Linked DNA regions of Homo sapiens: regions 1, 2, 3, 5, 6 and 7 are each linked to region 4. The links are chromatin loops, found by intact Hi-C in ENCODE. Cell type or tissue: PC-9. All regions are shown on one strand.

Evidence for each region. Hi-C counts contacts between places; a loop is a spot of excess contacts. Peaks named below come from ENCODE experiments on the same cell type or tissue, not always from the same donor. Only the 100,000 strongest peaks of a DNase experiment are listed, where the experiment ranks them.
Region 1: a loop joins it to region 4, with 8 times the contacts of the local background. A loop is called at or near these places in 25 of 110 quality-filtered maps.
Region 2: a loop joins it to region 4, with 6 times the contacts of the local background. A loop is called at or near these places in 3 of 110 quality-filtered maps.
Region 3: a loop joins it to region 4, with 5 times the contacts of the local background. A loop is called at or near these places in 16 of 110 quality-filtered maps.
Region 5: a loop joins it to region 4, with 7 times the contacts of the local background. A loop is called at or near these places in 9 of 110 quality-filtered maps.
Region 6: a loop joins it to region 4, with 15 times the contacts of the local background. A loop is called at or near these places in 37 of 110 quality-filtered maps.
Region 7: a loop joins it to region 4, with 34 times the contacts of the local background. A loop is called at or near these places in 14 of 110 quality-filtered maps.

Annotation. Positions count from the first base shown.
Region 1 is chr10:5,012,978-5,016,977 of GRCh38, reverse strand. It overlaps a transcript of AKR1C2 not described here. Among named protein-coding and RNA genes, the nearest start is that of AKR1C2, 11 kb to the right of the region's middle. In PC-9, CTCF peaks have their summits at 1,519 and 1,729; DNase peaks (open chromatin) are centred at 2,547 and 3,377; H3K4me3 peaks cover 3,895 bases; H3K27ac peaks cover 4,000 bases.
Region 2 is chr10:5,069,446-5,073,445 of GRCh38, reverse strand. The region is part of intron 3 of LOC107984198 (a long non-coding RNA gene); the gene reads right to left. LOC124902366 (a long non-coding RNA gene) reads left to right here and starts at 477. Exons shown (of 2, transcript XR_007062039.1): 1 at 477-4,000. It also overlaps a transcript of AKR1C3 not described here. In PC-9, no CTCF peak of the experiment used is centred here; DNase peaks (open chromatin) are centred at 1,585 and 1,925; H3K4me3 peaks cover 2,152 bases; H3K27ac peaks cover 4,000 bases.
Region 3 is chr10:5,382,005-5,386,004 of GRCh38, reverse strand. No RefSeq gene overlaps it. Among named protein-coding and RNA genes, the nearest start is that of UCN3, 19 kb to the right of the region's middle. RefSeq lists an enhancer at 318-936. In PC-9, CTCF peaks have their summits at 1,594 and 1,799 (motif pointing right); a DNase peak (open chromatin) is centred at 1,804.
Region 4 is chr10:5,281,754-5,285,753 of GRCh38, reverse strand. It overlaps the pseudogene AKR1C7P. Among named protein-coding and RNA genes, the nearest start is that of LINC02561, 13 kb to the right of the region's middle. RefSeq lists an enhancer at 994-1,288. In PC-9, a CTCF peak has its summit at 2,046 (motif pointing right); DNase peaks (open chromatin) are centred at 1,123, 2,093 and 2,383; H3K4me3 peaks cover 1,315 bases; H3K27ac peaks cover 3,618 bases.
Region 5 is chr10:5,431,755-5,435,754 of GRCh38, reverse strand. All of the region lies in intron 3 of NET1 (neuroepithelial cell transforming 1), which reads right to left. Among named protein-coding and RNA genes, the nearest start is that of NET1, 21 kb to the right of the region's middle. In PC-9, CTCF peaks have their summits at 1,333 and 1,551 (motif pointing right); no DNase peak of the experiment used is centred here; H3K27ac peaks cover 1,664 bases.
Region 6 is chr10:5,096,931-5,100,930 of GRCh38, reverse strand. AKR1C3 (aldo-keto reductase family 1 member C3) reads right to left here. Exons shown (of 9, transcript NM_003739.6): 3 at 3,381-3,497; 4 at 2,052-2,129; 5 at 1,482-1,604. Among named protein-coding and RNA genes, the nearest start is that of AKR1C3, 4.5 kb to the right of the region's middle. In PC-9, no CTCF peak of the experiment used is centred here; no DNase peak of the experiment used is centred here; H3K4me3 peaks cover 2,793 bases; H3K27ac peaks cover 1,950 bases.
Region 7 is chr10:4,814,030-4,818,029 of GRCh38, reverse strand. No RefSeq gene overlaps it. Among named protein-coding and RNA genes, the nearest start is that of AKR1E2, 10 kb to the left of the region's middle. RefSeq lists enhancers at 2,466-2,515, 1,952-2,599. In PC-9, CTCF peaks have their summits at 2,078 (motif pointing left) and 2,284 (motif pointing left); DNase peaks (open chromatin) are centred at 2,604 and 3,005; H3K4me3 peaks cover 540 bases; H3K27ac peaks cover 1,028 bases.

The sequences.
Region 1 (4,000 bases), 270 kb after region 4:
CTAAAAGGGCCTCAGATACATCCTGAGCTATTGTTTTAGAGGATGCTAGCCCCAATGTGTGGTGACTTCCATGTAGTTTTAAGCCTGTGCCTGCTCAGAGACTAAGAGATGAGGCTTGGGGGCCTCTGCCTAGATTTCAGAGAATGTATAAAAATGCATGGACGTCCAGGCAGAAGCCTGCTGCAAGGGTGGAACACTCATGGAGAACTTCTTCTAGGGCAGTGTGGAGGGGGAATGTGGGGTTTGAGCTCCCACACAAAATTTCCACTGGGGCACTGCCTAGTGGAGCTATGAGAAGAGGGCCACCATCCTCCAGAACCCAGAATGGTATATCCACTGAAAGCTCATACTGTGTGCCTGGAAAAGCTGCAGACACTCAATGCCAGCCAGTGAAAGCAGCCATGGGGCCTTTACCCTGTATAGCCACAGAGGTAGAGCTGCCCAAGACCCTGGGAGCCCACCTCTTGCATTAGTGTGGCCTTGATATGAGACATGGAGTCAATAGAGATTATTTCGGAGCTTTGAAATTTATTGACTGCCTTTCTGGGTTTTGGACTTTTATGGGGCCTGTAGCCCCTTTGTTTGGGCCAATTTCTCCATTTTGGAACAGAAGCATTTACTCAATACCCCATTTCCATTGTATCTAGAAAGTAACTAACCTATTTTTGATTTTATGACTCATAGTTGGAAGGGACTTGCCTTGTCTCAGATGAGACTTTAGAATTGGACTTTTGAGCTAATGCTGAAATAAGTTAAGACTTTGGGGGACTGTTAGGAAGGCATAATTATCTTTGGAAATGTGAAAAGAATGTGAGATTTGGAAGGGGCTGGGGCGGAGTGATATGGTTTGGCTCTGTGTCCCCACCCAAATTACATGTGAAATTCTAGTTCCCACTGTTGGGGAAGGGGCCTGGTGGGAGGTGATTGAATCATGGAGGCTGACTTCTCTCTTGCTGTTCTCATCATATGGTTCTCCTGAGATCTAGTTGTTTGAAAGTGTGTAGCACCTCCACCTTCTTTCTCTCTCTCTCTCTCTCCTGCCAGCAATGTGAATATATGCTTGCTTCCCCTTTGCCTTCCTCCGTGATTGTAAGTTTCCTGAGGCCTCCACAGCCATACTTTCTGTACAGCCTGTGGAACTGTGAGTCAATTAAACCTCTTTTCTTTGTAAATTACCCAGTCTCAGGTAGTTCTTTAGTTCTTTATAGCAGTGTGAGAATGGACTAATACACAAGAATACAGTCAGAGCAAAGTTTCACTATTCTCACATTTCCTCGGTACTAATCAAATATGTCCATGCTCTGCTCTTGGCCGTCTATGGGAAGGTGGGGTTTGCAACACCTTACATTGTCTGGGGACCCAGGGCTGGAATTGCTCCCTCAGTGAATCACTGGGGGTGGGATTGACAGAGATAGGGGGTCCATATGCTTAGGAAAGTGGATGTAATTGGGCTGTACCAATGAGGAGTCTGTGTTAGGGAGGGTAGTTCTGTGTCTACAGAACACAGAGGGAATTTATGCTACTACAGGTAGAAATTATAAGCCCCTGGGGACATCCAATGTCAGTCTTCTTTTACCTAATTTGGGACATAACTGTCAAGTATGTTTTCCTTTATACTGGAGAATAATGTTAGAAATGATATCTCCTGCCTATCTACAAAACTCCTCTATAAAAATGTAGAAAAGAAAGAAAATAATTTTCTCATTCAAAAGGCATTAAACCACACTGCAATGTGCACCATAGGTAATGTCTAATGAAACTACAGGGCACTGGAGCCTTAGACCCTGCCACTTTGTTGACACCTACTGGGCAACCAAAGGAACTAGTACACAACTGCCTAGTGGTTATAGATCAAGAGTCTTCCAGGCGACCAGATCTGAAGGACACAGCCCTCCAGGGTGGAGACTGGATGCTCTTTGTGGACAGAAGCAGCCTAGTCACCAACAGAAGGAGGAATGCTGTCTAGGCTATAGTGACTCTCTTGGAGGTAATAGCTGCAAGAACTCTCCCAACAGGGACTTCTGTGCAAAAGGCTGAGTAAATTGCCCTTATGAGAGCCTTGCATCTGTCCAAAGGTAAGAGAACCAATATCTAAACTGATTCCAAATATTCTTTCATGATAGCCCATGCACACAGAGCTATTTGCAAGGAAAGGGGCAGATAATACTAAAATTAAATATGCAAAGCCATGTTGGAGCTATTGGAGGTATTGGCAACCCCAAGGGAAACAGCTGTTAGACATTGTCCATGCCATCAGCACAGGAATTCCAATCTAGCTAGAGGGAACGCTTTCACTGACTGCACAGCCAGGCACCCAACCAATAGCAGTGCTGAGGTCCAGGCACCTTTAATTCCCCAAATAGATCTGACAGCTTTCAAATCCCAGTATCCTCTTGAGGATAAAAAGGCTACCAAGGACAGAGGATGTATTCAAGATAAGAAAGGTTGAAAACTAAATGATGAAGGCGTGGTTTGGATGCCAACACACCTTGTTCAACCAATGCCAAAATATACACATGATAGCATGCATTTCGGATGAGATGCCTCATTAACTTTCTTGCAAAAATATATAAAAGGAAAAGGCCTGAAGGCTCACTTGGAAAGGATAACACAACAGTGAGACCTTTGTGCTAAAAACGAGCCCAGTAACCATAGCAGAGGACAGCCTGGACAATAGGAGAGAGGTTTTGCTTTGGAAAAATAAATTTCTAAATTGACTGGGGCATGTCTCAGGTATTTGGGGCTCACAATACCTAAATAAATTAAAAGCAGAAACTAAAACATGTTTTTGAAGCAATGTTAGTATTCATGATAACCTTATTCATAATAATTCTATTCACAATAATCAAAAGGTGAAAATGCAAGTGAGCATCAGCAAATGAAAGGATAAACAGAGTTTAGTGTCTACAAAGGGACATTATTTAGTTTTAAAAAGGAAGGAAATTCAGATACGTGCAATAATATGGTTGAACCTTGAGGACATTTTACTAAGCCAAATAAACCAGACACAAAAGGACAAATACTGTATAAGTCCAACTATGTGAGGTGCCTAGAATAATTAAATGCAAAGACAGGAAGTAGAATGGTGGTTGCCAGAGGATGAAATAAAGGGAAATGGGAAGTTGTTGTTTAATGAGCAGAGTTTTAGGTTGGGATGATTAAAATTGTAATATATGTATACTGGTGATGCTTGCTCAATAAGGTTGATGGACTTAATGCTAATAAACTATATGTTTTAAAATGGTTAAATGATGAATTGTATGTTATACATATTTTACCACACTAAAGAAAAGGTTTAATGACAAATAACAAAGCCAGGATACATCGAAGATCTACACCCATTTCCTTCTTTCCTAGGCCCTGGAGAAATGCAGAGATGCAGGTTTAACCAGGTCCATCAGGGTGTCCAGTTTCAATCACTAACTGCTGGAACTGATCCTCAGACAAGCCAGGACTCAAGTACAAGCCCACCTACAACCAGATGAGCCCTTAGGGCCACTGGGGCCATTTCTGACTTTGTGCTCTTCACATACTTCCTTACATTAGAATAATGTAATTGTTCAGTATGTTGTGCTTTAATTTTTTAAGAAAATGTCAAAGGCTAGCCATGACACGGTTATGTGTATTTCTTTTAACTTTTCCATAAATATTAAATAATGTAATTGTTCAGAAATAGAATCAGAATCGTTTCATAAATATTAGATAAGGTAATTTTTCAGAATTAGAATTAAATAATGTAATTTAGGTCTCCAAAACTTTTTTATTTTCAATATTTTTAACTTTTATTTTAAGTTCGGGGGTGCACATGCAGGTTTGTTATATAGGTAAACTCATGCCATGGTGGTTTGTTCTACAAATTATTTTGTTACCCAGGTATGAAGCCTAGTACTCATTAGTTATTTTTCAAAATCTTCTCCCTTGTCCCAATTTTGATAAATTGGTAGAGGCAACAGCCTGAATAGAGGTTCATTCAAGTGTAGGAAGAGAAGAATTAGATACA
Region 2 (4,000 bases), 210 kb after region 4:
AGGTAGAAATTATGGGCCTATGGGGATCTCCAATCTCAATCTTTTACCTAATTTGGGACAACTGTCAAGTCTGTTCTCCTTTATATTGGAGAATAATGTTAAAAATGAAATCTCCTGCCATTCTACAAAACTCTCTATAAAGTAGAAAATAAAGAAAATAATTTTCTTATTAAAAAAGCATTAGGGCTGGGTGCAGTGGCTCACACCTGTAATCCCAGCAATTTGGGAGGCTGAGGCAGGCGGATCATGAGGACAAGGGTTCGAGACCAGCCTGGCCAACATGGTGAAATCACATCTCTACTAAGAATACAAAAATTAGCTGGGTGGGGTGGTGCCTGCCTGTAATCCCAGCATCTTGAGAGGCTAAGGCATGTGAATCACTTGAACTCAGGAGGCGGAGGTTGCAGTGAGCCAAGATTGTGCCACTACACTCTAACCTGGGAGAAAGAGCAAGACTCTGTCTCGAAAATAAATAAATAAACAAATAAAATTTAAAAAGCATTAAACCAGGCTGCAATGTGCATCACAGGTAACATGCTAAAGAGATTACAAAGACAGAAAGAAATCTCACCCCTTTATATAGCCAAGAAATATAATCCTTACATGCATCTTCTTGAGATAAATGATAACTGGTCTTCATGTAATAAGGCCTAACACCACCATTTTTTATAACATTCTTTCAAACATTCTTTTTATAACATTCTCCATCCTAAATTCACCTGGTAATTGGGGTATCCTTCTGTGCTAGACAGTCACCTTTATCCCAAGGAAAAATAACATTTCTTTATGACAAGCAGGCAGTTGTAGCTTGGAGTAAGGGGCCCATGGAGATAGGAAGTTATCTTTCTTGATATTTTCATTTCCAAAGAGTTGTCTCTCTTACCCTTAACACAACACTGGCAGGTTGCAATTCTGGCTAGAGGCTTAGTCAGCTTTTCAAAAAACTGACATGCATAATAAAGGGACTAAGGAAGAGTTTACAAATACAATTTTTTTCTTAAGAAAATAGTCTAAGACATGAGCATAGAAGAAAAGGTCTCTATCCTTATTGGCAACAGGAAAAACTCAGCTTTTACAAATGACCCTTACATTTGCCTAGAAACTTGAAGTTCAAGCAAGCATGCTTTCTAAACAGAAGGCTTTAAAGATTCTAATTGCAGTCACATACTCTCCTCCCTGAGGTGGATCATTACCTCGTATTTTAGTGATCAAATATAAGCATTTATTTTGACTTATGCCAGGGTTTGGCCATAAATTAAACACATTTGTAAATCCCTAATACTTAAATTGCTGCTCAATAGTACTAGAACCCAGAGATAAGTGTCACATAGGCTGGTCTTCATTCCCACCTGTCTGTAGCTATTAAATCATAAGAGCCAGAAAAAAAACAAATTCTGCTATTGCTAAAGTCAAAGACAAAGAAAGCTGGGTACTGATTAACATGGTGAGGACAGGTTTTATCAGTAACATAACATCGCAGTAGAGAAGAGGTCCAGCGTGAACTGAACTGAACTATGATCTATGCAAGATGACTCAGCATTTTAAAGGGAAAATGAGGGAGAAGGGAAAGGCTGAGCAGAGACTGAGTGGAATCAGCCAAGCGGAAAATTACAAAAAGTAGGAAGGGGCTGCTTGGGCCATGTGATTAGTCCCTCTGGGTTTGCTAACTGGAACTAAGGGAAGTTGGACTCCTGCCCTCTGTGAGACTGGGAGACAGGCATTTCTTCAGACATTGCTGGAACAAATACTGAATTCTTTTGGAAGCCGTGAGTTTTCTCAGGCTGGCTCTTTAACAGGGCTTGGTTATCTATTGATGTAGCCTTGAACTGTTAGAAATTATGTTTGGGTGTGTTCAGATCCTTACAGACCAAGGCGAGGCCTATTTCAAAAGAGACTCAGAGGAGCCTGGGGAAAGTCTGTTCAAGAAGAGAATCCGTGCCACTGTGTGGGGTGGTCTGTGCCTTAGTCACCGTGAGTTGTGAAAAACAGGTGTTACCAGTACTGACACGCCTCTAAGGAGTCTTTGTCATATTTGATTTGGTCCTCATGCTCTTTGGATTTTACTCTCATTATGTAGAGAGGGAATAGACAGAGCCCATGAGAGCAGGGAGAGTCTCTGCCACTGATCTCCCTTGCTTATTTATTCTCTTGCTCCTGATCTCTTACTCTCCTGCTTTGCACCATGGAGCACCACAGCAGGAAGGCTCTCATCCAATGAGATCACTATGGCCTTGGAATTTCCAGCCTCTGGAGCCATTAGCCAAATATACCTCTATTGTGTAAGAACCAGCCAGTTACAGTTATTTTGTTATAGCAACATAAAGCACAGTAAGATACAGCCATATAATTCTCTGTAAATAAGTGGAAATCCATTGTGAGGCAACAAAAAGAAATGTTTCCAGAGTAGCTGGGACAATCCACTTCAGCCCATCAATACCACCCCATAGAAGCAAAGCAGACATGAAGATCACCTATCAGGGCTCCTAAAATACCCCCAAAACACTGGTTAAGTCTAAGCCTCCTTCTAACAGGCTGTCTTAGTTCATGACAGCTGCTATAACAAAAGACTGCAGACTGGTTAGTTATAAATATCAGGCATGGATTGCTCACAGATCTGGAGGCTAGAAGCTCAAGATCAAGTGCAGACAAATTTAGTGTCTAGTGAGGCCCTGCTTCCTGACTCATAGATAGCTGTCCTCTTTCTATCCTCATGTCACAAAAGGGACAAGCACTCTCTCTTGAATCTCTTTAACAAGGACACTAATCCCATTTATTATGGTTCCACACTCAAGATCCAATTGAGACAGAAAAATAGGGTCTGGAGACAGGGAACACAAGGCCAATTCACACTTCAGCTATGACAGGAAATGTCCTCTCCATAAGGTATATTCCAGGTAAATGACTTTGTAACCTCACTTCACCCTTTTCATTTACATAGTGTGTACACCAGGCAACCAGTGAAAATCCCTAGAGAGTATTTAAACCCCCACAAATTCTGTAACGAGGCCCTTGAGCCACTACGCTCAGGCCCACTTCCACAATGTGGAGTGTACTTTTATTTTCCATAAATATCTACTTTTGTTGCTTCATTATTTCTTTGCTTTTTTGTGCATTTTGTTGAATTCTTTGTTCAAGATGCTGAGAACCTGGACACCCTCCACTGGTAACATATTTTGCTGAGCCAGCCAGGAGAAATTCCAGCAGAAGCTAGGCCCAAAGATTAGGATTTATTTCTCTCCTTTCCTTTCTGTTTCATACAGGGGAATCTCTCCTTGGTGGGCAGTGCCTAAACACAGAGAAAACTGCAGAATTCTGGCTATGGCCAGTGAAAACTAAGGGTGTCCATGTGAAGGCACCTAACCGTCACCAACCAGTTTGCTTAAGGGACCTGGGTCTTCTCTTTTTTTCCTTTCTTTCATTTTCAGCCTCTCAACAACTGCTTTCTAGCAGCTCCTTGAAAATTGAAGGCAATTGGCTGGAGTCACTCCCAGGTATTGCCTGAAGGCCTAGGAATGAATGGGACTATTTGCCCTGCGCAGAAGGCGGAAGGGCTCTTTTCCTTTTTTTTTTTGAGACAGAGTTTCACTCTTATTGCCCAGGCTGGAGTGCAATGGTGTGATCTCAGCTCACCACAACCTCTGCCTCCTGGGTTTAAGCAATACTCATGCCTCAGCCTCCCAAGCAGTTGGAACTACAGGTGCCTGCCACCATGCTGGGCTAATTTTTGTATTTTTAGTAGACGGGGGTTTCACCATGTTGGCCAGGCTCATCTTGAACACCTGACCTCAAGTGATCCACCTGTCTTGGCCTCTCAAAGTGCTGGAATTACAGGCATAAGCCACCATGCCTGGCCAGGAATTCTTGCTTTTTAGGGTTTCGCTTAAGTTTTAGGTTATAAGGATAAGAATTCTAGTTAACACATAATTCAGTAGGCAAAATGTGCTGGAAAAGATTATGTTAGTAGTGAGAAAAAGAATAACTTTGTATAATTCAGAAGTTA
Region 3 (4,000 bases), 100 kb before region 4:
AGTTTATTAAGAAAGTAAAGTGGTGAAAGAGCGGCTACTCCATAGACAGAGGAGGATGGTCCCGAAAGTAAGAGGAGGAACCTGTCTACCCTAGGTATAATACTTGTTTATATATAATATTAAATCATCATGGGAGATATGCTCTGCTACAAGGATTTGTGATAAAGGATTAATTTTCTAATTACTATATTTTGCAAAAATTGATATTATTATCATTAAAGGAAAATTAGGAATGCTTCTGTTCTCAAGATATCGGGATATCAGGACACTCCTAAGTCTGCCTCTATTTAGTAAACATTAATTATCTGTTTCCTTGACCATAAACATCTAGAGACTACGAATATCTAACTTTCTGGGAATGCAGCCCAGCAAGTCCCAGCCTCATTTTCTAGCCCTCACTCAAGATGGAGTCGCTCTGGTTTGAACACCTCTGACACAACTTTCCAAAGAGGTACAGGAACTTATGTCCTATCTTGAGGCCACAGTAAAGAGGGCAGACTCGGAGCAGGGCCAGAAACAGGTTATGTTGGTCAATGAAGTTGAGTGGCAAGACTGTTGATGAGAGGGAGAGAGGAAGAGGCTTGGCTAGCACAGGTGGCCTTGTTATGTAGATGAAGTCTCCCTCAGAGAGAATAGATAGTAAATGCTTCTTTTAGACTTTCAAGGGTCAGAATCCCAACCTCTCCTGGATCTGGGTAAGATAAAGGAAGTGGGGTGGGGTTATGGCTGCATTCATAGAGATCCTCTACAGATGCAAAATTTCCCCCCAAAAGCCCCAACTTTGCAAGGCCACTTCCATTTGCTGGCCTAGTGGCAGTCATTTTAAAAAAAAATGTTAAATGGCTGGATGCAGTGTTTCACACCTGTAATCCCAGCACTTTGGGAGGCCGAGGCGGGTGGATCATGAGGTCAGGAGTTCAAGACCAGCCTGGCCAAGATGGTGAGACCCCTCCGTCTCTACTAAAAATACAAAAAAATTAGCCGGGCATGGTAGTGGGCATCTGTAATCCCAGCGACTTGGGAGGCTGAGGCAGGATAATTGCTTGAACCCAGGAGACGGAGGTTGCAGTGAGCCAAGGTCATGCCACTGCACTCCAGCCTAGGCGACAGAGCAAGACTCCGTTTCAAAAAAAAAAAAAAAAGTTAAATATTTTGGGGTAAAATATTTTAATTTCCTGCAGATGTAATTCCTACTTTAGAGCCCAGTTCTATTGTTACCTGCTCCATGAAACTTCCAGAATCTTCCTCCTTGTGTCCTCTCTGAGCTCCCAGAGCACCTGTCTGCTCCACCCCAGGGTTTATGGACAGTGGAGACACACCATGAAATGTCTCACTGCATTGAAAATTTGTAGTAAGTACTCACTGATGAAAAAAATGTTTAATGTGTATGTCCTACGTAGTGCCTTACATTTTTATTAGGCTTTTACTAAGTATTTAACATTTATTGGCCAGGTGCAGTGGCTCATGCCTATAATCCCAGCATTTTGGGAGGCCAAGGAGAGAGGATCACTTGATCCCAGGAATTCGAGACCAGCCTGGGCAACATAGTGAGACCCTGTCTCTGCTTAAAAAAAAAAAAAAAATTAGCCAGGCGTGGCATGCAACTTTGGTCCCAACTATTTGGGAGGATGAGGTGGGAGGACCACACGAGCCCAGGATGTTGAGGCTGCAGTGAGCCGTGATTGCACCACTGTGCTACAGCCTGAGCAACAAAACAAGACTGTCTCAAAGAAATAAAGTAAAATAAAATAAAATTTATTCTTCAACGTACATGTGTTGTTTCTCTGTTCAGCCACTGGAGGGCACTAGTGAAGTCCTTAAATAACTGATCCACTGTTGAGATGAGTTTTTCATGCTCTAGAGGTTGTGTGTGTGTGTGTGTGTGTGTGTGTGTGTGTGTGTGTGTGTGTGTGTGTGTGTGTACATGAGTACTGACGCATCGAGAAAAATACTATTTATAGATTTTCTTTTGTTTTTAAAAGTTAATAATCTACTAAAGATAATAACCACAGTCTTTCTTAAGGTTTTGCATTCAGCTTGTGAATCTTATTATTCATAAGCCTAGAAAATTTGTATAATCACTTTTAAAGGGAATACACATGAATTTTGGGTCTCTTTTACAGTCTTAGATAAATGCTCTTAAATATTTTAGGTTGCCTATAAATTTAATATATTCTATTTTCTTTTGAGGGTTTTGACAAACTTTCCCAAGTACTGTAAATAATTCTTTAAAAATCTAATAAATTAAACTATACCTATGGTAATTAAGTACTCTTCACTGTTCTAAAGCTGTCTACAAGTGATTAAGATTTGTACTTAAGATCACAAGTGTAAATTTATTGACAACATTTACACTTCTAAAATTGGAATTACATGGCTGACTACGATTGTATTAGGCCAAACACTCTTAAATATTATAAACGCTGTATTTGAAATGCCAAGTTGGCACAGCTTCCTTATCACAGCAGCTTCAGTACATCCTTATTTAATGGATTCACTTACAATTATTTATTGAGCACCCATCACGTGCTCGTCACAGTTCCAGACATGGGGGACACAGCATTGAACAAAACAGAAGAAACCCCAGTCCTCATGGAGTTTATGTTGTAGTGAAAGACAATAAACACTATAAGGTAGTAAATTATACCACAGGTTAAAAGATGGCAGGTGCTCTTGGGGAAAAGTAGAGGACACTAAGAGGGAATGGATTGCAGCTTCAAAAAAGTGGGCATTGTAGCCTCCAAAGAAAGCAGCTTTGACAAGGACTTCAAGGGAGTGACAAGGGAGGCAGCAGATATTTGAGGAGAGAACATTACTAGTAAGAGGAACTATTAGAGGAGTTCAAACCAGACCGACTCCATCCTGAGTGAGCGCTAGGAAAATGAGGCTGGGACTTGCTGGGCTGACTCCCAGAAAGTTGGGTATTCCTGGCCTCAAGATGTTTATGGTTAAGGGAACAGATTGATAACATTTACTAAACAGACTCAGACTTGGGAGTGTCCTGATGTCCTGATATCTTGAGAACAGAAGCATGCCTAAGTTTGCTTTAAATATAATAATATTGATTCTTGCAAAAAATAGTAATTAAGAAAATTAATCCTTTATCACAAACCCTTGTAGCAGGGGACATCCCCCCAATCTTCTTTTGTCCTATATATAAACTAGCATTGTACCTAGGGGGGACAGGTTCCTCCTCTTACTTTCGGGACCATCCTACTCTGTCTATGGAGTAGTTGCTCTTTCAATTCCTTTGCTTTGGCCCTTGGACTTGCCCTGGGTTCTTTTCTGCATGAGATCCAAGAACTCTCTATTGGGGTCTGAATCAGGATCCCTTTCTGGTAACAGAACCAGCAATGAAGATTTAGAAGGGGGAGCCACGGAGGGAGAAGGAAAGCAGTGGAGTGTCCTGGAAGCCCAGTTGGAAAAAAGTCTATCCAGGAGGAGGTCATGGTCGTGGTCCCATGTGTTACAGGATACTCCTAAGTCATGTGAGTGAGGGCTGGGGCTTGGGTGCTGGATTTAGGCTGACCTTGAAGAGAGGGTTCAGTGGAATGATAGGGATGCAAGCCGGATTAATGGGGGTTGAATGGAGAGAGAAAGAAGAGAGTATAGAGAAATTGTCAGAGCGTTGCTGTAAAAGAAGGCAGAGTAACGTGCTACTCTCTGGAAGAGGCGATAAGTCAAGAGTTGTTGGCTGGGTGCGGTGGCTCACACCTGTCATCCCAGCACTTTGGGAGGTGGATGCGTGAAGATTGCTTGAGCCCAGGAGTTTGAGACCAGCCTGAGCAACATAGTGGGACCCTGTCTCCATTTTTATTTTTTAAAAAGTATTGTTTCTAGCATTGGAGAAAGAAAAATGGGTTTGCTTGCTAGTGTGAATGATGCAGAGGGGGAGGTGGCATCAAAGATGTGGGAGGAAGACAGAAAGGTTGTTGGATCCATGTCTTAAGTGGGTGAGAGGGGATGGGAACTTAGAGTGTGACACAGAGGTTGTCCCTAC
Region 4 (4,000 bases):
CCTAATATTGTGAAGGCACATTATCAAAACATAGGAACAATGTATTTCTTACCTAATATTGTGAAGGCACGTTATGAAAACATAGAAAAGGCTTTTCTCTGAGATGTGTGAAAGGTGGGACACTGTTCTTCAATGTCTCTGAGCGGCAGGTATTATTCATATATGAGATGAGATCGATAATACTTAAGTAACTGTTATACGATTACCCAAGGCATTCTGGGGCCACTCCGTTGATTGTTCAGTAATTGTTCTCAGGACGTATCAAGTGAGGTTGGGATGTTATTCAGAAAAGGGAGCCAGACTGGGAAATACTTTTTTATTTTTCAACTCAGCATTGAGTTTCCTGAATGTTATAACATTTTCCTAGGGTGGAAAACCTTTCTTCCAATGTAAATAAAGCCTTGGTTACTGGCGATACAGCCTATGCCTGTTTACACTGACGACAACTTGTTTTTAGAATGCATCTCTCAGCAGAATTGTTTTGAGGAATTCATTATACAGGACAGTAGATTCCATTCCCCGTGTCCTGACATTTCTCGACTGCTCTCAGAGGACGATGCCATTAACCCTTGATGCATTAAAGTTGATTTTCCTGCTCCATCTAAGTTTTATTCACAGTTTTCTTACATTGCAGTCATTCAAGTAAATCTCAGCATCTCATCAAGGATGTAATTTACCCTGAATAATACAAATGTAGCCCCAGTTCTTCTAGTTTGAGACCACAGTGTTTTGTTACTCATGTGTCAATTTCTGTTATGTTTAATTTTGGTCCCCAAGTGTGTGAAATCATAAGCTACTTTTTATTTCTTTTGTTCACTGCAGCTTTGGACAACTTTCTTTAGACCAGAATTAGTTCGCCCAGCCCTGGAAGGGTCACTGAAGAAACTTCAACTGGACTATGTCGATCTCTTCATTATCCACAATCCATTGGCTATGAAGGTCAGCTTTTGTTTTTTCCTTCTTATGCCCCAAACAGTTTCATCACTGTTACTAGCACCTCCATTGTCTCATTCCAGCTTGATTTCCTGGGTTCTTTCCGAGAGGGGTAGGTTTGAGTGAATTGCATAGAATTGCTAAATCATTCACGAGTCTCCTTCACAGCCGAATGACATTGCAATTTTCTGTCTGTGCTCATCCCCCAGCCTTAAGCGAGATGCAGGTTCGATGATCTCACTTCCTCTATGCTAGAAACATGAGGGCATTGCCCTGCATTTCTTAGTGCTTGTGTTCCTGAGTGTAGGTTCTGAGCTATTAGGTTACTACAGACTACAGAGATACAACGTGAAATCTCCACCTCTTTATGGTGAGGGTCTCTCCCGTATGTACCCTCAGCCCACAGGAGAGAGAGGTACATGGGATGGCACATGTGGCACAACTGGACTCCTTTGGGCTTCAGTGATCCAACCTCTCATCACAGTGGACATTGGCTGAGCACATCTGATGTCCTCATTATCCAAGTTGGGTGAGCATAAACGGGGGCTAAACACACTGATCAATAGTTATGGTAAGCGCTGTCTTCCACACCAGCCTGTCCTTCAGAAATGAAATAAATTTCAACTGTAGGGACGGCATTCTTAGTGAAGTGTGGGGGTGTATGGAGGAAGGAGCCTGCAGGTAACTGGAGAAAAAGTGTTTTGCTACAGTCTCTCAGACTGTTCTCATCTTTCTTTTTTCCCATGTCTTCTCTTACCAACCCTCACCCCAAACACGCACATGCACATCCACACATATCCATATCCACACACATACACTCATGCACACACACATATGCACACAGGCACACACACATGCACACACATACACACGTCTGCACATGCAGACACACAAGCACATACATCCACACACATGCACGCATGCATGTTCAGATTAATAATCACAGCCTTCTGAAAGTGGTGTGGCTAAGCTCCTTAGGCGCCAGAAAGGGAATTCTCATAGAAAACCTTCTTCTTTATCCTCTGTTTTCCAGCCTGGGGAGGAATTGCTGCCTAAGGATGCCAGTGGAAACATTATTTTTGATACTGTGGATCTTCGTGACACATGGGAGGTATGTTCTGCTGCAGACACCAGGTGGCACTGTGTGGTGAGGTTGGAATCACAGAAGGAGGGGTCAAAAGAGATGGGGTTTTGCTCCAGCAGTTGTTTGACCTCAGACGTGGAACTTCTCTGCGCCTCCGTGTTCTCATCGTTGAAGTGAGGGAGTGGAATGAGATAACCCCTACGGTCCATTTTTAATTTTAACTTCTATGGCTCTACATAGACATGGAAGCAGCTTTACCCCTGAGATCAGGTTGAGGACATGAGCCCTAAAGAGGAGTCAGCATAGAGAAGCACAAAAGGAGTCAGCGCTTTATCCCGGGACAGAAACACATCACAGAGGAGGAATAGCTGCGGCCTGACTCAGCAGGAGGGTGGAAGGTGCAGGACAGTGAACCCGCCCTTGCAACACCTATACCATTCATTTATTTTTATCGTTGTAGAAAGAGGTAGCAACAAACCCTTTACTAGAGGAAAAGCTGAGAGTTTCTTTTGCCCTTGACTATGGTGTAGTTTGTTAACTATTGCATCCTAACAGCAAAATAGGTACCATAGAAGAGAGTGGGATAGGTAAGAGGAAATGGAAAAGCAGCTTTATGTTTATTTGGTGTCCCCAGTGTGCATGTAATAGAATTAAGGAGACAAATATGTACGCAGAACAAGAAAAGGCATTCAAAATTAATTTATTCAAGGGATAAAACGGTTTGATTCATTATAATCGTAGTATATCATAAATCAGATTTTCGGTTTATAAAAAGTCAGTGACAAACGAAATGGACAAACTACAGTAAAGGTCTACCACCCATTTCCTCCCTCCCCAGGCCCTGGAGAAGTGCAAAGAAGCAGGTTTAACCAAGTCCATCGGGGTGTCCAATTTCAATCACAAACTGCTGGAACTCATCCTCAACAAGCCAGGGCTCAAGTACAAGCCCACCTGCAACCAGGTGAGCCGTTAGCCCACCGGGGCCTTCTCTGACTTTCTGCTCTTTACACACTTCCTGCTTAATCATGCTTCCAAGTTTCTGGCTTTATATCACCTGTGTAGATGACAGCTACTTTCATAGAAATAGAAAATACTAGAGAAAAACAGTTTGAGTGGAGTAGAAGAGCCTGACTTCAGTTCTTTGGGGATGGGTGTGAAGTTCCTATGAGACAGCCAAGCGGAGGCAGAGTTGGGAGGTGGTCGCTTTGGTCTGGAGCTCAGGGGGTGGAGGTGGAGACACAGTGTTTGAAATTATTGCTGTATAGATGGTAACAACTCACAGACAAGGATTAGCTCTCCTAGGGAAAGTTCATGGAATGAAAAGGAACAGGCAGGAAAGTTCACAGGAGAGGGTGAGGCAGAGAGGCACTGGCAAGGAGATTGAACAGGAGCTGCCAGACAGGTGGAGACAGCCAGGAGACTGTGGTGTCGGGAGCCAAAGAAAGAGCATTGAAGTGGCTTGAGTCAGACATAGGTAGGTCCTACTGTGAGCAAACACTCCAATAGGGAAAGATAAAAGTGGCTGGATTTAGTGGCATGGAGGTTATGGGAAGCCATGCAGGGCCTGATCCAGAGTGGTAAGCACTAAAGCCAGATCAGAGGAAAGGAGTGAGAAAGAGGAGGTGTATAAATCGTAATCAAAACATATGATTTTAAAAGAAACATCCAATATAGCCAAATATCAAACATGATTTATGACATTGTTAAGTTTAAAGCTTTGTGTAGACCATTTTGATAATTATACAAAAAGCAGTTCAAAAATGTATACTCTGTCTTAGTTTTATATTTCTAGGGATATTTGTAGACAAGACGTGTTAAAAACTCCCATCTATATTATATAGTAATATAATATATATTAACATATATATATAATTTCTAAAACCAAATGATTAGAATTTTGAATATCCACAAATGAGGAATTAATTAAAGTTCTGATGGCTTCATAGAGATCTTTGAGAGGATATTATGAAGACTAATAGCAAA
Region 5 (4,000 bases), 150 kb before region 4:
AGCTAATGATCCATAACATGAAAATTCAATTGACATCAGAATTAAATTCTTCATATAAGATATCCAAAGTCCAAATACGTAATACAATGATCATGTTATATGCTTATGTAAGTCCAAGGTCTTATGTCATTCATTTGACCTGTATTATTAATATTTCATTCATTAATTCAATATTTACGGAGTATCTATTTTATCTATCTATCTATCTATCTGTCTGTCTGTCTATCTATCTATCTATCTATCTATCTATCTATCTATCTATCTATCTATCTATCTATCTCAGGCACGGAGGCATATAAAGTAGAATGGCTCCTAGCAACAGGCATCAAATAATTGTACTAACAGATTATGTTTAGCTTATTACATAAAAACTGTTGTATTTAGATGTAAGTCCAAGCAAAAATCAGGGGGAGGGAGGAATAACTTTAAGAATGTCACATTCTAGTTTTTAACTCTAGCTATACATGAGAATCACCTGGTATCTTTAAAAAATAAAAAGAAAAATCAAATGTTCCTAGGTCCCAATGTCACTTATCCTCATTTCCTCCCCTATTCCTCCATTCATATATGGAATTGGTCTGGAATAGGTCCCGTAGCACACTTCTCCTGCTACACAAGCCACCCTCAGGTGACTCTGATCTGCAGCCAGGGTTGAGTATCTCTGTTTTAGCCAATCATTATTTTCAAAGTATAAATACAGCTTAATGCTACTGGGATCATCAGAACTTCAAGCCTTTTGTTTGATTCACTATTTGTACTGAGCAGGCTTTTCTATAGCTCTGAAAAAGTAAAAGTTAACTCTGTAGAAAACTCACAGCAATGCAAATAAATTTTGTAGGTAGAGATGCAGATGAGGATATTAATATTTTATATATAATTTGGTAATCTCAGTCCACCATTCTTTCCTTCAGTGACTAGTGTATGTCAGTGTTTCCTAGTCCTTTGATCAGCTTTTCTATAATGTTGGTTAACTCATTAATAAGTTAATTCTTTGACAGGTCTTTACTTTTAAAGAAAAAAAAAAACAGAGCAACTAGCATAACCAAAAAAAAAAAAAAAGAAAACCCACAAATAAAATCCACAACAAAGAGAAAGATTCCCCTTAAACCTCAAAATATGAGCAGAGTGACAAACCAGACAGTTATGAGGCCCACAAAGTATCAGCATTTGTGTATGATGAGGCAGAGGGAAGGCACGGGGTTTTTCTGATGGCCCTGGGAACAGGAGAATCCCTTCAACCTCCCCTGAAGCCTCAATGGCATACTAGTCTCAGAATAGCAGCCTCATCTGGGAAAGGCTCTGAAGGATCTTGTTCTCAGGCTGAGAACAAGAACAATGCCATGCAAATAGGTGTTAGAGCAGTCTGGGCCATGTAAACTCTTGAAACTGATACTTCTTTTAGAAAAACTCCTAGGAGTAGACTCCAGACTGAGAAGAACAGGGCAACAGAAGCAAAGACAAGAAAAGTTCCAGATAAAAGAGAAAGGGAGCAGAAAAGATCTCAGAAAGGATGAAACCATACTTTGAAAAATCACCTTGTGAACACAACACAAGAGGGAGCTCTAGAGTTATGAAGCTGAAAAGGCTATCCTGGCCTATTCCTCTCACCATACAGGAAACTTACTGCACTGAAAAATGAGCGACAGAAGTATTAAGAATTCCACTTAAAACTATTATAAGGAAACACAGACTGGAGTAGAATCATGTCTCTACAGCGTGAAGTAAATTAAGAAAATTACAGAAGCTCTGAAGAAACATAAGACTCAGAAATTAGGTGACTGGAGAAGGAATTGAAATGAGAGGTGATAGAACTAAGAATTAAAAATAAAAAAAATTATTTCAGAATGAAAAGTACAATGCTTAATGCATTAGGGAAAAAAGGAGGATGGCTTTAAAAATAAAAAGATAAAAAGTTTTGAGAAAAAGTAATAAATAGAAAAGATTTTAAAAGATGAAGATCCAAGATAATATAAAGGGTACAGAGGGGAAACAAAATACAATAAATACCAAAAGGTATAATTCAAGAAAAAAAAAGTTCCTAAAACAAAAGATGACCTGAAACTACACATTTATTATGACTTTGAAAAGACATAGTTTATGCCAGAACACAATGGAGTAAAATATTAAATATACTCAATGAAAGAAAAGGTGAGCCATGGGTTTCATATCCGTCCAAATGAACCTTCAAGTATAAAGGTTGCAAACAAACTGAAAAGAACATGCAACATGCAAGTACTTGGGGAATACCATGAACACTGCCTGAGAATCTACTCAACTCCAGGGCAGGGGTCAGCAAACTTTTTCTGTGAAGGGCCAGAGAGTCAATACTTTTGGCTTTACAGGTCCTATGGTTCCTGTCACAACTGCTCAGCCCAGATACTGCAGTGTTTACGAAGGCAGCTATAAACAAAACATAGAGAGATCAGTCACATATGGCTTGTGGGTCATGGTTGCTGACCCCTGTACTAGAGAATGAGCTTCAGAAACCAAAACAAACAAACAAAAAAACTAGAAAGGACTCAACATGAGGACTGGTGCTGAGAATTAAATATATATTTACCAGTAGAACTAAGACTACCTGATGGTTATCAGGGTCTACAGTATAGCTCGTAATGGCTAAAAGCTCTGACAAACTATTTTTAAAAATGGGAGGAAAGTGGTGAATGTACATGAAAAGTAAAATAAGCTCACTTACTGCCTTAAATGCATTAACTACAAGTCAAGCAATAGTATTTCAAATCAGAAGAGAAAGAGGGTAGGGAGAAGTGCTAGTTAACTAAATGCTCATAGGAATTAACCCATTTATAGTAGCCCAAAAGGTATTACATAAGGTATCAGTATAAAGAACCATTAGAACAAAAACACAAACCTACCTAAATATCAAAAGATATACCAAAGCAAAGAGCAAACATACAAACAAAACATTAAGAAAGACAGTAGGCTACATACAGTTCATCCAAGAAAGTGGAATACTATATATATATAGTTGCTTATATATTTTAAAAGTGGAAGGATAAACCATAAAATTAAAAAAAAAAAAGATTTCATCTGAAAGAGTGAGTAGGGTAGAAGAGTCAGGAATATGAACAAGAATCCTCTGTAGAATGACTTCAAAATTCTACATAATTCTGTCACACAATTATAAGATAAATTTAAAAAGCAGTAATTCTTAAACAATAAAATTTTTTTTAAAAACCAAATGAGCTGTTGGTGTAATTACACACAGAAGTGAGTGTAATAATTTAAAAACACAGTAATTTGACTGTACATCCCTACTATGTTATAACCTATAGGTTTAAACAAAGCTGAAAAATGCAAGAAAACATAAAACGTTTTCAGTAATCAATAATAATGCAAGCTGTTGTCTTTGAACTGTAGTATAAATCAAATGCATAATTAAATCAATGTCTCTGGACTTTTGGTGAAGTTGAAGGAACTCTACATAGTAAGACTGATAAGATTAAGTTAAATCCCTTTATCTTTGAATCTGAAATTTCAATATAAATTCATATTTTGTTTTGTTTTTCTAAAATTATATTTATCTCCTAGCTCTATTCATTAAAAAGTCCTATCAACAATGACCAATCCAGTAGAAGGGAGTATTCCCAATGCCCAGATTTTAGCCTCTACCATTTCCCAAAGCAACCAGACTCCTTTTAGAAATGACTGATTCCAGGCATAGAGCAAAAAAATAGGACCTGCAATAATTTGTCATCCTAGAAGACAAGGAGGCTATTAAGCCACTAGATGTGAGATAAAGGTCATGTCAAAAGGACACAGGAACCATCCTGAAACAGCATCCAACAGCCAAAGACAGATATGTGAGGCATCAGTAAGAATAACTGAAATGAGGCCAGGCGTGGTGGCTCATGCCTGTAATCCCAGCACTTTGGGAGGCCGAGGTAGGAGCACTGCTTGAGACTAGGAATTTGAGGCCTTCCTGGCCAACATAGTGAGACCCTGTCTTTTCTACAAAACAAAATTTAAAAAAAACTGAATC
Region 6 (4,000 bases), 180 kb after region 4:
ATATTATATGTATTTATGCAGATATACCCACATAAACATTTGCCATAAATATTTGGCAATGTGGCAAAGTGTTAACAATTTTGAATATAAATGGTTATGTTGAATCGTGTATTATTTTTATCAAATTTTCTGAAAGTTTGAAAATTATCATAATAAAAAATTGAAGGACTAATATTAAAACTGCATTTTCTTAATGTTTCTATTTGGATATGATGGAACTGTATCATTAGGCCAAATTCACAAATTTTATACACTTCACATTTCAATGGTAGATCTTTACTCATTGGCTCTAAGTTGTATAAAAGAATAAAAAAGTGTAAATTAGCAAAAAGGTAGAGTGACTTTAATTTTGAATTTTTTTGTGACATTTGGGGGAAGTCAATTTGATCAAGGAGGCCTGGAATCATTAACAATAACTCAGGGGGAAAAAAGGACTTATCCCTAAGCTATGAAAAAACCATGCATAGAATAGATGTGTTTAAACAACTGATTGGATGACAGACCCCAAAGAGAAGTAGCAGACTAAGACATGGGCAGTGATAGGTCAGGTCTATGTTCTGCTAAAGTTCCTCAGTGTTGATTTCATCCACTGTGAACAGTTACCTCCATAAACAGGTAATTTTTCTCTTTTTTTTTGAGACGGAGTTTCACTCTTGTTGCCCAGGCTGGAGTGCAATGGCGTGACCTCGGCTCACCGCAATCTCTGCCTCCTGGGTTCAAGCGATTCTCCTGCCTCAGCCTCCCAAGTAGCTGGGATTACAGGCGTGTGCCACCAAACTCAGCTAATTTTTTGTATTTTTAGTAGAGATGGGCTTTCTCCATGTTGGTCAGGCTGGTCTCAAACTCCCAACCTCAGGTGATCCACCTGCCTTTGCCTCCCAAAGTGCTGGGATTACAGGCGTAAGCCACTGCACCCGGCCTAATTTTTCTCTTTCTGACATGGATGACTTTCATTGTCTGCAGCTAATTTTTAGTATATCTATGCCCCTGGTCAAGAATTGTTGAAACATCAAGAAGAGGCATTCAGACATCCAAATTCCATGTAAACCCCTAGCACCTCTCTTCTCTTATTCTAACTCTCTGTTCACGTACAGCTCATTTCATCTTTTCCTAGCTTCATATCTATACACCATTCCCTCCAAATCACCTTCACCCATGCACTTTCTGGTCATCTTTCATAGCTTAGAGGTAAGTCCACCTTTCCTTGAGTTCTAATTGATGATTCCAGGCCTCCCTGATCAAATGGACCTCCCCTAAATATTACACACGATTCAGCATTAAACTCATTCCAATTTTTCCCTAATACTTTTCCAAGCAGGGTACAAACAAGAAATCTTCACGCCTTTCTTGACAGAAGCTTTGCTCTCTAGATAATCTTCTACTTCACAAAGATAACTGGGACAAAACAAACAGATATTTGGCAATAGGACAGGAAGAGGGGGCATGAAGAACCGAAAGGAGAGAAGGCCAAGGGAGCTCACCTGGTTGCAGACAGGCTTGTACTTGAGTCCTGGCTTGTTGAGGATCATCTCCAGCTGCCTGCGGTTGAAGTTTGACACCCCAATGGACTTGGCCAATCCTGCATCCTTACACTTCTCCATGGCCTGTGGAGAAAGGGGTTGTGAGGAATTATTTGTGCAGTTGGCTGCAAATCACGGTAAATGCAAGACAGAACTGTGAGAGCAACAACTTTCAAAGTATGACAATGAAAATAGCTAGCAGTGATTGTCAAAAAAAGAAAAATTCAAACAGCAAATAGGGGAAGAAGATAGAGGCAGCAAGAGTAAGAATTTCTATCTCTTCCTTAGGAAACTGGATAGATTAATGCACAAGCAAGGAAAGAGATTCCTGTCCTCCTTGCCCCCAAGTCTTGTGCCCCACTCTCTAAACATTCCTTTTGTGTTTTTCCCTTCATCTCACCAAAGCTACTCTTGTAAAGTTTCTGAATTTCTAGATCTAATGGTGCATATTCCATTCTTTCCTATTGAACCTGGGAAACAGATTTTCTCTTTTTGTCATCCTTCTCTGTGTCCTCTCCGCCAAGCACTCACCTCCCAGGTGGTACAGAGATCCACTATGTCAAATATTACTTTTCCATTTTCATCTGTTGGTGAAAGTTCCTCACCTGGCTGAAATAGAAGCAGTCATTTTAATGATGTCACAAATTAATTTCTCCACTCATAGCTGTAACCCCAGGTACCTTTAAGGACACTAATCCTCCATGAGACAGGTGGTACAATGCTCCAGAAAGTGATATGTGCTAAGTGTTTTACATATGAAGGTATAAGGAATGTATTCAGGAGACAGGCTTCCTCTAATCTCTTACAAATATTATATGCATGGAAAAGGACCATTTTCTAGGTCTTAATCAAGTTTCACAGTTGACTTATGTCACTTTATTCCGCCCTTATAATTTCCTCTATTGAAGTACCTCTCTTTGATTTGGAAATACCTTGATATCCAAAAATAATGGATTGTACTCTTGTACACGGTAGGATTATCAGACCACCTGAAGAGTTGATAGTCTTTGGGCAGGACTGTGAATCACATAGGGTCAGCAGAAGTTGGGAGACCCAGAGGAGTTGTCTTATGGTGATGACCATGAGCCTTGAGCTGCTCCAAAGCCATAATCGCCACCAATGAAAAAGTTTGGGTCAACAATAATAAAAAAAAGTGTTGGAGTTTAGAGATAAGAATAGACAAATGATACATTTTTGTAGACTATTTCATATCCTTAAATGTAGCCATGTCTTTGACTTCCCATTTTACATAACTCAGTAAACTCTTTTGCATTAACTAGCCTGAGTAGTTTTCTGTAACTTTAAATCAAAAGTTATACACTACACAGTAATTCCTGGCTAAATACAGCTTCAAACTCTATTGTGAAAGAAGAGGCAGCAGAATAATAAAGCTTTGCAAGTCCACATTAAGGGTTTCTAATTTAAGAACCATGCATAGTGGCTTCCACCAAATCTGCTTCAGCTTGAAATGGGGAGAGATGGTGGAAACTCATTGTGCATCACATGTGCAGCAGTTTTATTGGGCACCACAACTGCATGAAACTCTGTGTCTGGGAACATCCCAAGAGATGGACTCAAAAGCCACAACTAAGACAGTGCCTTGAAAGAGACTATTGTAATTTCAAGTTTTTGAGGAAGAGGCTTTGAGGTTGCTGTACTCTCTTCTCTTGTAGGTGTGCATTAGAGAAGTAGGATTCAAAATTTACTCGAAAGAAAGGAAATTAGGTGTTCCACTTACGGTTCTTCTTCTGTGTGATAATCCCTACATCCTCCTAATAAAAAGCTCTGTTCAACTATCCAGATAAACAATGTTTATAATGACAGCAGAAGCGCAATTTTATGCTCATACAAACTGCATACCTTTAGAGACATTGGAGAATGAATAAGATAGAGGTCAACATAGTCCAATTGAGCTTTCTTCAGTGAGTTTTCCAAGGCTGGTCGGACCAACTCTGGTCGATGAAAAGTGGACCAAAGCTGCAGAGGTTAAAGAATGGAGGTGATTTTGAATGAATGCTTGAGCAAATCTTATTACTTTGTGCCATCTAGTATTTAGATATTTTCCTACTGCTTCAAAATTTATGACCACTGGCAAACATATTCTCTTCCTTCTCATGATTCCTTTGGCTCTGACCTATCCTTATAAACTTTATTATACGTTGGATGTATAGTTTGTACATCTACTGAATGATAGGAGTAAATTCTTAAAATGTAAAGATTAGTATTAAGTAATAACTATGATGTTACCTGAATTATCTTCAGTAGAGTTTACAACTCATTTTAACAGTCTAATTCTTCTATCCATTCAACCCAATGCTTAAGAATAGCTATTTATGTTGCTTAGAAACTAAAGCAACATAAAAGGGGGGTAAAACAAGTTTTGAACATGCTCACTATGCTGGACACAATTTAGGACAATTTAAGTGTCTATTATTTAATACTCCCAGAGCTTTCTTATATTGCTTTCTATCTCACTGATA
Region 7 (4,000 bases), 470 kb after region 4:
CAATGCCTCTCCTGGACCCAAGGATGGGTGAGTGACTGCTCTCTGGCCAAATGGCTGCTGCTTCATCCCTTGGTGAGAGGCACTCAGAGGGACGACTCGCAGCCTCAAGGAGGACGCCCTGTTCCTCTGGCCCAAAAGCAGCGAGAGCCTGATAACCGGGAGACAAGAGCAGGGGCCATCCACCTTCAGCAGGGACTGGCTATCCAACTGGCTTCTTCACCAGCCTGGTTGGAATTAAGTCCACTGGAAGGAAACAACAACTATTTTTAATATTAATTTAAGTTGTTTTTTTGTTTTGTTTTGTTTTGTTTGAGACGGACTCTTGCTCTGTCGCCCAGGCTGGAGTGCAGTGGCACAATCTTGGCTCACTGCAAGCTCTGCTTGCCGGGTTCACGCCTTTCTCCTGCCTCAGCCTCCCCAGTAGCCGGGACTACAGGCGCCTGCCACCACGCCCAGCTAATTTTTTGTATTTTTAGTAGAGATGGAGTTTCACCATGTTAGCCAGGATGGTCTCGATCTCCTGACCTCGTGATCCGCCCACCTTGGCCTCCCGAAGTGTTGGGATTACAGGTGTAAGCCACTGCGCCTGGCCTTAAGCTTTTACATTGGAATTTGTTTTGCCTTAAATTGGAAGAATAAAGACTGATTGGATGAATTGTGGAATCTATAGAAGGGAATATTCTGCCACTACTGAAATCCATGTGGTGCAGCCACACATGCTGATAGGGAAAGTGTCCAAGGTCCCACATTCAGTGAAAAAGCAAGACGTGTGATATGGTTTGGCTTTATGTCCCCACCCAAATCTCATGTTGACTTGTAATTCCCAGTGTTGGGGGAGGGACCAGGTGGAAGGTGATTGCATCATGGGGGCAGATTCCCCCTTGCTGTTCTCGTGATAGTGAGTTCTCATGAGATCTGATGGTTTAAAAGTGTGTGACAGTACCCGCTTCCCTCTCTCTCTCTCCTGATCGGCCATGTTAAGATGTGCTGGCTTCCCCTTTGCCTTCTGCCAAGGTTGTAAGTTTCCTGAGGCCTCCCCACCCATGCAGAACTGTGAGTCAATTAAACCTCTTTTCTTCATAAATGACCCAGTGTCAGGTAGTCATTTATAGCAGTGTGAGAACAATTAATACAACGTGGAATTTGATAAATATGATACATACATTCAAACACTTAATATACTGTATATACATACACACACATATACACATATGCATACATATACAAACATACACATATGTAAATACACACATACATACATACAAATACACAGACATGGGCACATAGACATACACACAAAGATGTACTCACAGACACACAAATACACAGACACAAGTACACAGACACACACACATATACTGTATACACACACGTGCATACACATATGTAATATGCATACACATACACAGAGACACAAATAAACACAAATAGACACACATACATACACCCACATAGACACACTCACCCCAAAGACACATACACATTCATATACACACACACACCCCATCTATCTATCCATCTATGTGCTCCATATGCACAGAGAATTTTGCAGTAAATGAGAAATGTAACAGTGATTACCTACGGGAGGGAGCAGTAAAGCATAAGACAATTTTTAAAATGCTGCATGTTGTGAGACTTTTAAAACACACATGTCTTAATTTATGATTTTTAAAAACGGTTTATAAATGGAAGAAATGTGAGAAAAGACATTTTTATATTTACTTGCACAGGCAAAAAATGTAAAGCCAACATATTTTTCGGAGCCTCATTTTCTAAATAATTATCTTCTTATTGATTATTTATAGATTGATTCAGAGAAAAATCACAAATTGTAAATCAAGTTGATTAGGATGTACTTCACTTGAGCTTTGGAAATATTTTGTGAATTCATTAATTTATAAATAAAATTGAGGGAAAATAATGGTATAATTAAAAATAGTTCCTACATGTTAGTGGACAACTTGCCTTCTAAGTTAGGACTTCAAAGTTGGTGAAACCCTTGTGCGCTTTATAGATTGGTTCTTCCTGCCCTCTGGTGGCCATTAATCGTTCCTACATATTAGTGGACAACTTGCCTTCTAACGGAGGACTTCAAAGTTGGTGAAACCCTTGTGCGCTTTATAGATTGGTTCTTCCTGCCCTCTGGTGGCCATTAATCGTTCCTACATATTAGTGGACAACTTGCCTTCTAACGGAGGACTTCAAAGTTGGTGAAACCCTTGTGCGCTTTATAGATTGGTTCTTCCTGCCCTCTGGTGGCCATTAATCGTTCCTACATATTAGTGGACAACTTGCCTTCTAACGGAGGACTTCAAAGTTGGTGAAACCCTTGTGCGCTTTATAGATTGGTTCTTCCTGCCCTCTGGTGGCCATTAATCGTTCCTACATATTAGTGGACAACTTGCCTTCTAACGGAGGACTTCAAAGTTGGTGAAACCCTTGTGCGCTTTATAGATTGGTTCTTCCTGCCCTCTGGTGGCCATTAATCGTTCCTACATATTAGTGGACAACTTGCCTTCTAACGGAGGACTTCAAAGTTGGTGAAACCCTTGTGTGCTTTATAGATTGGTTCTTCCTGCCCTCTGGTGGCCATTGCTCAAAATGCAGACAGAGCTGTGTGGAGGTGAAACAATGAAACTTTTTTTGTTTTTTCGCTTTGTTTTGTTTTGTTTTTGAGACGAAGTTTCGTTATAGTCACCCAGGCTGGAGTGCAATGGTGCAATCTCGGCTCACTGCAACCTCCGCCTCCCGGGTTCAAGCGATTCTTCTGCCTCAGCCTCCCGAGTAGCTGGGATTACAGGCGCCTGCCACCATGCCCAGCTAATTTTTGTATTTTTAGTAGAAACGGGGTTTCACCACGTTGGCCAGGCTGGTCTTGAACTCCTGACCTCAGGTGATTCGCCCGCCTTGGCCTCCCAAAGTGCTGGGATTACAGGCATGAGCCACTGCACCTAGCACAATGAAACTATTAATACAGCCCAGGCAGTGACTCACAGAAGCCTGAGAAATCCTCTCAATTTCCTCATTTTAATTTTGCAACATAATCTTGCTATCTTGATTAGTCTCACTCGATATTACTGACATAAAATCGAATTATGCCATCTCAAGTATTTCAGTTATATATTAAATTATCGAAAGCTACAGTAATTTTCTGTAAAACTTTTACATGTATAGTATATTGTTAGACCTTACCACAATAAGGGGTGTTTTGCAAATAAGAAAATAAAAACACTTTTAAGTGAACTTATTTTTTTTCTTACTGTTAGGTAAGTCCTTTAAATATTCTATATTTTTGTTTCACATTACCACTCCGTATGTTCTGTCAAGTGTACACTTACTATTCAGATTCCACGAGGAATAGAGTGACTCCGAGGGAGGCTGGTACACTTAGTAAGTGGCAGGCCCAAGGGTTGGAAAACAATCTGGCTCCTGAGTTTGTGTCTAAGCTTTCCTTCTTTTAAAAATCCATAGGGTTAATTGTGAAGTAATTTTTAAGCATTTAACTAGAATGTGTTGATAATGTGCAACTTGTAAAATCTTATAAGATACAATTTTTGTTTAAGGCAATGTTTGTTTACCTTTTTTTTTTTTTTTTTTCCTGAGACAGAGTCCTGCTCTGTTGACCAACCTGGAGTGTAGTGATGGGAGCTCTGCTCACTGCAACCTCTGCCTCCCGGTTTAAGCCTTTCTCGTGCCTCAGCCTCCCGAGTAGCTGGGATTACAGGAGCATGCCACCAAGCCTGGCTAATTTTTGTATTTTTAGTAGAGACGGGGTTTCACCATGTTGGTCAGCCTTGTCTCAAACTCCTGACCTCAAGTGATCCACCTGCCTTGGCCTCCCAAAGTGCTGGGATTTCAGGCGTGAGCCACTGTGCCCGGCTGGTTTACCGTATTTTTTAATACACTAATATGTGTTAGCCTCAAAGACCTAGTTTCTTCTATAAAGTTTATAAACCAGGCTTCATGATTTTAGGGGAGATGACTTTTTAGAATATCTAAA